Linked DNA regions of Homo sapiens: all the other regions are linked to region 1. A link is a contact called in ENCODE Hi-C or POLR2A ChIA-PET data. All regions are on one chromosome and are shown on one strand. The core of a region is the stretch at or near the end of the contact, and the rest is flanking DNA. Distances in the headings are between cores, read along the strand shown.

Region 1 (2,571 bases), core at 19-2,518:
AATTTCCCAAGAATACATTTTGATCATTCTCTTTTCTATGTGGAAGATTTCATTTTTGGTTGAGATTGGTGGGAGAAGAAGCTGGGAAGGAGAGATTTAAAATTTTGGAGAACCACAAGTTTAGAGGCCTTGTTTTACAAATCAGAGTAGGAATTTGAGGGTAGTTTCGGTTCCCTCATCTCCCCTCCGGATCATAAACAACTCCAGGTCAGGGATCTCGGCGGTGTTTACCTGTGTACCTTTTTCCCACAATGCCTTGCAAATCGGTGCTCCCATAAATCTTCCTTGCGTCGAATTCCTATCATAGGCCCGTGTTATTCCAGGAAACCACCGCCTTCATATCCCCTGATGGCAGCGTAAGTCAGCCGAGATTCTTCACTGAGCCCGAACTTACACCTCCCCTGGCTGTGGCGCTGCACAGCGCCCTGAGAGTGACTTTGTCTGACTTCTTCCCGGTGGCTCGCCGGGCCGCCGCCGCGTGGTTGGCGCCAGCGCACTGGGGCAGTCGCGCGCGCCCAGGTGCGGGCCGCGTTACCTCAGCAGACGCTAGAGAGTGAATGAGCCGCGCGGGCCCGGGACCCTTGGGGCTCTTCACTCTCCAGGCCGTCCCGTGGGCGCGCTAGCCTTTTCAAGTGATAGTAATCGGAGACTTTTCCGTTACATGAGGCTCAACAAAAGATTGTAATTCCAGCAGCTCTGTTTGGGAAGGCACTACCGCGGCGAGTCCAGGGCCCGGCCGGGGGTCGGCGGCTGCCGGGCGGCTGGGGCGACCGCGGACCGTGCGGGACCGGTAGGGGGTCGCGGGCCGGCTAGGCTCCCCCGCGCCCCTCCTCGTGGTATAGCCTGCATTTCTAATACAATGCTGTTATGCTAATCAGGTGACATCACCGCCCAGCACACGGCGAGTGGCTCCTGATAAAATTACAAACCGGCGGCCGCCGCGGGCAGCTGGGAGGAGGTGTGCGCGCTGCGCCCGCGAGCTCCCGGGCTCGGCAACCGTGGCATGCTTAGGATTGGCCATATTTAAAAGTTCTGAAGTAGAACCTGCGCCTCCTCTCTGCTTCTCCCTCCTCCTCAGTAATTTATTTCGAGCTTCCAGGCAAGGGCCACGGAAGAAGGGAAAGCAAGAAATTAGATGCCTGTGTGGTAACTCCTCGCGGAGCTAAGGTGGACTCTCTTGCAGCCAACTTCCCATCAGATCACCCTGCTGGACTTGCAGACCGGAATGGGGCTCGCCTAAGGAGCCGAGCGCTGCGGAGGCTGCTGCGTGTTGGATGGGAGTGGGAGGGGGCTGGAGCGAGATTTCCAGGGCGCAGTCCTCCGGGGCGTTACGCCGGGCATAATGGAATTGCAGAGGACGTCTAGTATCTCCGGGCCGCTGTCGCCGGCGTACACGGGGCAGGTGCCTTACAACTACAACCAGCTGGAAGGCAGATTCAAGCAGCTGCAAGGTAAGCCCCCTCCCAAAGGCCGGGCCTGTCCTGGGTGCCAACGGGGGTTCTTGGAGGCTTTATTTGTGACCCTAATGAAGACGGGCGGCTTCACAGCTCGGCCCCAGACCCTGTGGTTGGCTGCGGGCACCCCATTCACGACTTAGGGAAGGCAGTTGCTCATACTCCACTCCAGAAGAGCTACCATTTGGAGTCCCTGTCTCTCCAGCACCTTTTTGGCTTTCTAGGTTGTCAGATAACTGCTGCACACACATTTTCTTTACTTTTAGCTAACTTTACCTCCTAGTAGATCAGTGCTCATAGACTTATTAGTATGCAGGTATTTGATTCCGGGTCGCCTCTGGCTCCCAGCCCCCAGCCTCTTACCTCTGGGAAGCTTTAAAGGTGTAAAGTGCCGTGCTCAGACCCAGTCCTGTAGAACAATAGCAAAGGGGAGGAGGGAGGGGTCTTTTTGTTCCTAAGCCTTTGGTAAATTACAGTTTTTTATTCAGAAGCTTAATTTTAATTTTTCTGATGTGTTGGGAAGAGCCTTCCCATCTATTTAGTGGGCTATATAATTTCTAATGAAAGCCGGTTATTGTCATTTCAACCCTATGGGTTGGATTAGTTGGATCAATTACAGGTTTCTTGGAGTCTTTTTAAGGCTCAGACAATTGAATGAGTCCAATATTTTACTGAACATATTTTTAGGGAGAGCAGAAGCCTGTGTGTGCACCAGTGTGCTGTTTTCCCTGCGGCCCCTGCACCCCTCAGCTGTCCCTGCCCAGCCAGCAGGCCCTGGCCAGCAGTGTCTCAGAGCTTATACATGAAAAAAGGTTCCTAACTGAAAACAGAACTCCTTCCGTTTGGAAGCCCCTGGAGTCAGTAGTAGGCTGGGAATGGCTCTAGCACTGTAAAAAAGTAGTATTCGAGGACTGTGTGTTTCTTATTTTAACCTCCTCAGTGCTGCAAATGTGGTTCCTGTGAGGAGGAGGAAGGAAGGAAGCCGCTCAGCCCTAGAATGTTTTTCATTGGGAAGAGGGGGGAGGATGTCTTTCATTCATTGGTTTATTTGTCTTGTGAAATAGTTGACAGTAATGACACTTCTCTGGAAAACGAGGCAGAACAGGACGTGATTTTA
Region 2 (2,571 bases), core at 30-2,529, 230 kb before region 1:
GATGGTTAGGATAAGACCAGATAAGCAGGTGGTGTTTAATACAATGCCTAACAAATGCCTGGTCCCCTAGTGGAAGCTCAATTGCTATTAGTTCCCCCTGCTTTCTGGTTTTCAACCCACTTGCCCCATATTTATTTACTCATCCACTCCTTACTCACCAAACACACACACACACAATGACACATTCACACACACTCCAGTCTTTAACAACGAAGTCCACACTCAGGTATTTAGGTCACTAGGTGTCAAATCTACACATATATTCTTCTTCCTGATAGGATTTCAGGTCACATACATAAAATGAGTCCTAGGACCAACCTCTGCTCTCCCATCACTCTCCAAGGTGAATGTAAACACACACACGAACACTGACTCTGGATTCCAAACATATACGTATGCATAGCCTGATATAAGGCAGAATTCAACTCTGGACTTTTCTTTTTCCGTTATCCAGGGAAATGCGTGAGTTACTATGACAGATGCCAAAGACTTTTGGCTCTGGTAGTGGAAATTGGGAGGCAATGGTGAAATGAAGTAAGAAATTCCAGGGCCAGAAGGTGGATGCAAGTCAGCAACGGCTTTTCCCAGGAGCTTGCTCTTTTTGGGTAAGTGCTACACATACAAGCCCCAACCCGCTGCCTAAGCTACCCTATTCTGAACCCCGCTCAGGCTGCAACAGATGACACACAGCAGGGAGCCTCATTTGCAGGAGATGAGTGTTCCCTTGCTCTATTTTAATCCTGGCAGCCCAGCCGGGGAAGGTTTTGTCAGAAATGGTGGAAAACAGTGACAACCAAGCTTTCTGGAGTAAAGGCTAGGCAGCTCAGGAGCAACCAATCACGACTCGCACAGTATTGTTAACAATACAAGGGAAAACAAGTATCCTTCCCGCCGGCCCGCACTTTTGCAGCCAGCTTGGGCGACCCGTGGCAGCGCTTTGACGACGACCTGCCGGGCTCCGGAGGGCGGGCACGGCGGAGACGGCAGCAGCGCTGCCCCGCAGCTCCGGAAACAGCCCTTCCCCTATCCTCAAGGACCAAATCAGTCCTGATAAACACCCCTCCTGGCCCTACAATGGGAAGGGCAAGTTCAAACGCAGGGCGTCGAGCCCACACGCCTAGAGACGCGGCCAGGCACCCCCGCCCTCCTCGCCGCGCAGTCGCGCACAGTGAGCAACAGTCCAGCACCAACCCGGCTTAACTGCGCCTGCGCACTCCAGGAGTTTCCCCCCACGCCCCTTTCCGAGGACTAGCGCCCGTCGCTTAGCAACGCGCGAGTCACAGTCGCCGCGCTTTGCGCACCCTTTTCCTGGCAGGGCTGCGTCCCTGTTCTTCCCAGGAGGCTCCTCGCTGCCTGGTGCCGTAGAGGCCCATGGAGGAAAAGGAAGATAAGCATCAGTAAGTGCTGGGGTTTGGTGTCTTATTTCCCTTTCCAAAAACTATTTTCCTCCTTCAGGGGGAGGCCGGGATCCAGCATGGACAGTCCAGGCCAAGCTCAGACAGCCCCCTTGCTTCTCTAATTTCCAGTTGGCTGAGCGCTTACAACAATAATTTTTAAAACGCACCGTTTACTGAGCACATACTGTGTGTCAGGGACTTGACTTGCATTACCGGATCTAAAATTCTTGAAGTCATCCACTCCTTCTCACAATTATTAGCAGATTCTGTAGTCTTTACCTTTAAAATTATCCAGAATCTACCACTGCTCATCACTTTCAGTACTGTGCCCACCCAGTCCCAAGTACCAGCTTCTCTTGCCGGGATGCTGCAACAGCCCTCCAGTTGGTGGCTTTGCTTTTCCCTTACCCCTCTGCAGCCTCCTCGACACAGCAGTCAGAGCTATCCGTTTACAGCCCAGGTTAGATCGCCGTTCTCCATCCGACATCGTAGAGTAAAAGCCAAGGCACCTCCAATGGCCTATGGAGTCTACACAACACGCCCCTTACCGTTTCTTGCCTCCCTCTGACAGGACTCTGCTACAGCAAACAGGCCTTTCTGCTATCATCTGCAGTGATAAAGACCAGCATCAGCAGCACCTGGTTGTTAGGAATGCAAATTTTGGGGACTTCCCACCCCCGAGACACACAGAATCAGAAACTCTATGGCTGGGGCTCAATAATCTGGCTTCAACCAAGGCATCCAGGTGATTCTGATGTACCTTAAATTGAGACTATTAATCAAGGTAGTACATACAGCTAGTTAGGAATGATGTGGAGCCAGGGATACCCTCTTCCAAAGCCTGTATTTTTGTCCCTGGAACAATGGTTCTCACACTTGAACGTGCATAAGAATCAGCGAAACAGCTGGTTAAAACACGTTCCTGGGAACCAGCCCCAGAGATTCTGAGTTTGCAGTGCTTTCTAAAAACAAGTAAACAAAAAACTAGGTACATAAAGGAAATGGGCCCCATAAATTTGTATTTCTAACAAGGTCACAATTGATGCCAATGCTGCTACTCCAGTGCCCATACTTTTAGAAGCAGTGCGCTAAGGATGGTTACACTTCTGCTGGGAAGCTTTGGCAGTTACAGTTCACTCTGCTAGAATGCTTTTCCCACAAATATGCACTTAGC
Region 3 (2,571 bases), core at 20-2,519, 150 kb after region 1:
AACCCAACTATGTGATATTGAGGCCTTTATATTACCATTCATTGATGACATAATACTGTCCCTTCTGCGTGCAATTTTGGAAATTTATTCATCTATGCTGCATAATGGTAGCAATTTAATGAACTTGTAACATATTATTTAGCTCATTAAAGTCTTTGCATTTAAACAATGTTGATGCTTTTAAGGTTGTGAAGAAATCTTAGTTTAATGCAGAATTAGTTCTAATACATTCTAGAATTTTATCAGAAAACTTTCATGGCCAGGCAAACTAAAAACACAGTAACAGTAACTCAGGCAATCACACAGACTCATGCATAATTAAATCCTCCTTTTACATTTTTTGGGAGTCTTCTTTGAGAGGATATTTTAAATATTGATGTTGTGCAACTATAATTAATAATAAATATTTGGAGTGCTATTGATGACAGTGGTGGGCCTTCCGGAGCAGCCGCTGCCACCACGCTGGCTGCAGTGGGGAGGCGCAGGCGGTGGTGGCAGGAGCCGCTGCAGGAGCAGCAGTGGCGGTGGTGGGTGTGCCCCACGTCCCCTGTGCCCCGCGTTCCTGAGGCAGCCAACTGCACCACCCTCACCTTCACACAGCGGGGCAGGACCCACTCCCAGGTTTGGGACCTCCACTGGGGCCTCAACCTTGCTCCCGCCACGTCTTGGCAGCCCCCGAGCCCCCAGCTGAAGGCACAACCAGGACTCATGGGGCCGCCTGAGAGCGTCGGGTTTGTTTGTGCAGAGTTTGCAGGGGCTGCTGCGCCGCCTGCACCTTGCCTACCGCTGCTGCAGGCAAAATGCGGAGAGGAGGCTAGCAGACCCTGGAGCCCACCCCTGGGAGACCCCTCGGAGCCTGCCGTCCTGGGAGCCCCCATGGTGGGGCCAGGCCGATTCACCCACTGGCAGGGGAGCAGTACGGTGGGGCATGGAGGGACAGGCAGAGAGGAGCCTGGAGGAGGAGCTGGGCCCGTGGCAATGCTGTGTTCCATGGAGTCGGCAGGAGCCCCGCCTTCCCAGGGACAGCTGTAGCCGCCCAAGTCGTGGCTGTGGACCCAGGCCTCCCTGTGCTCTTGGGGGCCGGGAGCAGGCAGGAGCCCTGCCCTCCCAGGTGCAGCTACAGCCGCCTAGCCGCGGCTGCGGATCCAGGCATCTCCGCACTCTTGGGGGCCAGGAAGGCCCCCCTTTACCCCCGCAGCCTTGGAGGTGTCTGCTCCTGCTGCCTGGCTTCTCCCAGCTCCTGCTGCTCACTCTGATCTCGGAGCAAGGTTGGGGCCAAGCCCAGGTGCTGTTGCAGCCCAGCTGGGTGTGCGCACACTCAGGGCAGCGCTGACACACCAGTCCCCTGCCGCCTCAGCCTCCTCTGGGCTTTGGGCACCGATAAGCCCGTGAGGGAGGCCGCGGCAGGGGCTGAGGGCAGCTTTGCACTGGCCTGCTGGTGCCCCTGGGCCGGAACCGCCTGGGCACCATAAAGGCGGCAGGATCAGACAGGCTCCTGGGAAACAGGCAGGTCCCTGGTGAAGCCCCACCTTCCATCCGGGGAAGGTCTGAAGTCTGGCGGCCGGGCTGCTGGTCCCGTGATCAGAGTGGGAACTTGTGGTGCTTTTTTCGGGCCGTCCATGGCTGCTAATGGACTGACTGGCACACACTTCCTCCCCTCTGAGGCCCATAAAAAGCCACGGACTCAGCCAGACCTGAAGAGACGATGGGACGACCTACCTAAAGAGAAGACCTACCCTTCTCTGCTGAGAGCTGAACACTCATTGGGAAAACCCTGGCTACCTAGAGGAGCTACCTACTGCGGGTCTCCTCTGAGCTGTTCTGTTGTTCAGTAAAGCTCCTCTTTGTCTTGTTCATCCTCCACTTGTCCGTGTACCTCATTCTTCCTGGACACCCAGGACAAGAAATCGGGACCCGTCAAATGGTGGGGCTAAAAGAGCTGTAACACAAACAGGGCTGAAACACGCCTTTTGCTTGCCACGTTGCGGGCAACAAGAAGGAGAGAAGAGAGAAGAAAAGAAGAGCTGCAGCCCGTCAGGGATCCCAGACCTAGGAGCTCCCCGAGCCAGGTCTGTGACACCCTCTTTAGGGCTCTGCAGTTTCTGGCGTCTCCAAGCTTCTGGGTATCACCATGTTCCCTGATGTCAGCTGTGGAAGTTGCTTATGGTACGCCTGGTCTAGCAGCAGCCTTGCGGGGAGCCAGCTCTGGAGCCAGCACCTGGAGCTGCCCACCCTGCTGCAGCTGGAGTGCCTGGCTGCGCACAGTGGCCGGACCCCAAGCTCGCCCACACCTCTTGCTGCTCCACGCCTGACTTGCCCTTGGCAGGTGTGGGATCCAGGCCAGTAGTGCGAGCCAAGGGTAACCTTCCAGGCAGAGTGGGCGGAATGAGCCCAGAGGGCCAGAGCAAAACCCAGCAAAGGTACCACTGGCCACAGAGGTTTCTGGATGGCCAAGTGACACTCCAAGGATCCCATAACGCTATGTGGTATGTATTATAATCACTTTACATACATTCTCCAGTTCATCGAATTCTCACAACATATTTATGAAATGTGTTTTATTATCCATGC

What was found. Hi-C counts contacts between places; a loop is a spot of excess contacts on that map. ChIA-PET counts read pairs that join two places held with the same protein, here RNA polymerase II (POLR2A). Pooled maps may share reads with other maps.
Region 2: a map of B cell shows a loop between it and region 1 (4-fold over the local background). The contact joins the promoter of CIMIP6 here to the promoter of SPTBN1-AS1 in region 1. A Hi-C loop is called at or near these places in 2 of 168 maps with a recorded cell type or tissue (B cell and chondrocyte) and 9 of 50 pooled maps. POLR2A ChIA-PET finds 5 or more read pairs at or near these places in 1 of 52 experiments (AG04450).
Region 3: POLR2A ChIA-PET joins it to region 1 with 10 read pairs in WTC11. The contact joins the enhancer-like site here to the promoter of SPTBN1-AS1 in region 1. A Hi-C loop is called at or near these places in 1 of 168 maps with a recorded cell type or tissue (naive thymus-derived CD4-positive, alpha-beta T cell) and 8 of 50 pooled maps. POLR2A ChIA-PET finds 5 or more read pairs at or near these places in 5 of 52 experiments (AG04450, CD4-positive, alpha-beta T cell, GM12878 and 2 more).

Annotation. Positions count from the first base shown.
Region 1 is chr2:54,557,437-54,560,007 of GRCh38, forward strand. SPTBN1-AS1 (SPTBN1 antisense RNA 1) reads right to left here and starts at 1,269. Exons shown (of 4, transcript NR_185881.1): 1 at 232-1,269. The region is part of intron 2 of SPTBN1 (spectrin beta, non-erythrocytic 1); the gene reads left to right. RefSeq lists a silencer at 667-806.
Region 2 is chr2:54,329,605-54,332,175 of GRCh38, forward strand. CIMIP6 (ciliary microtubule inner protein 6) reads left to right here and starts at 1,280. Exons shown (of 5, transcript NM_001100396.2): 1 at 1,280-1,397. The coding sequence starts at 1,372.
Region 3 is chr2:54,708,127-54,710,697 of GRCh38, forward strand. No RefSeq gene overlaps it. Among named protein-coding and RNA genes, the nearest start is that of EML6, 14 kb to the right of the region's middle. Within about 2 kb of position 1,270, at least 11 of the 41 ENCODE cell types and tissues checked have a DNase peak (open chromatin) inside an H3K27ac peak, as active enhancers do.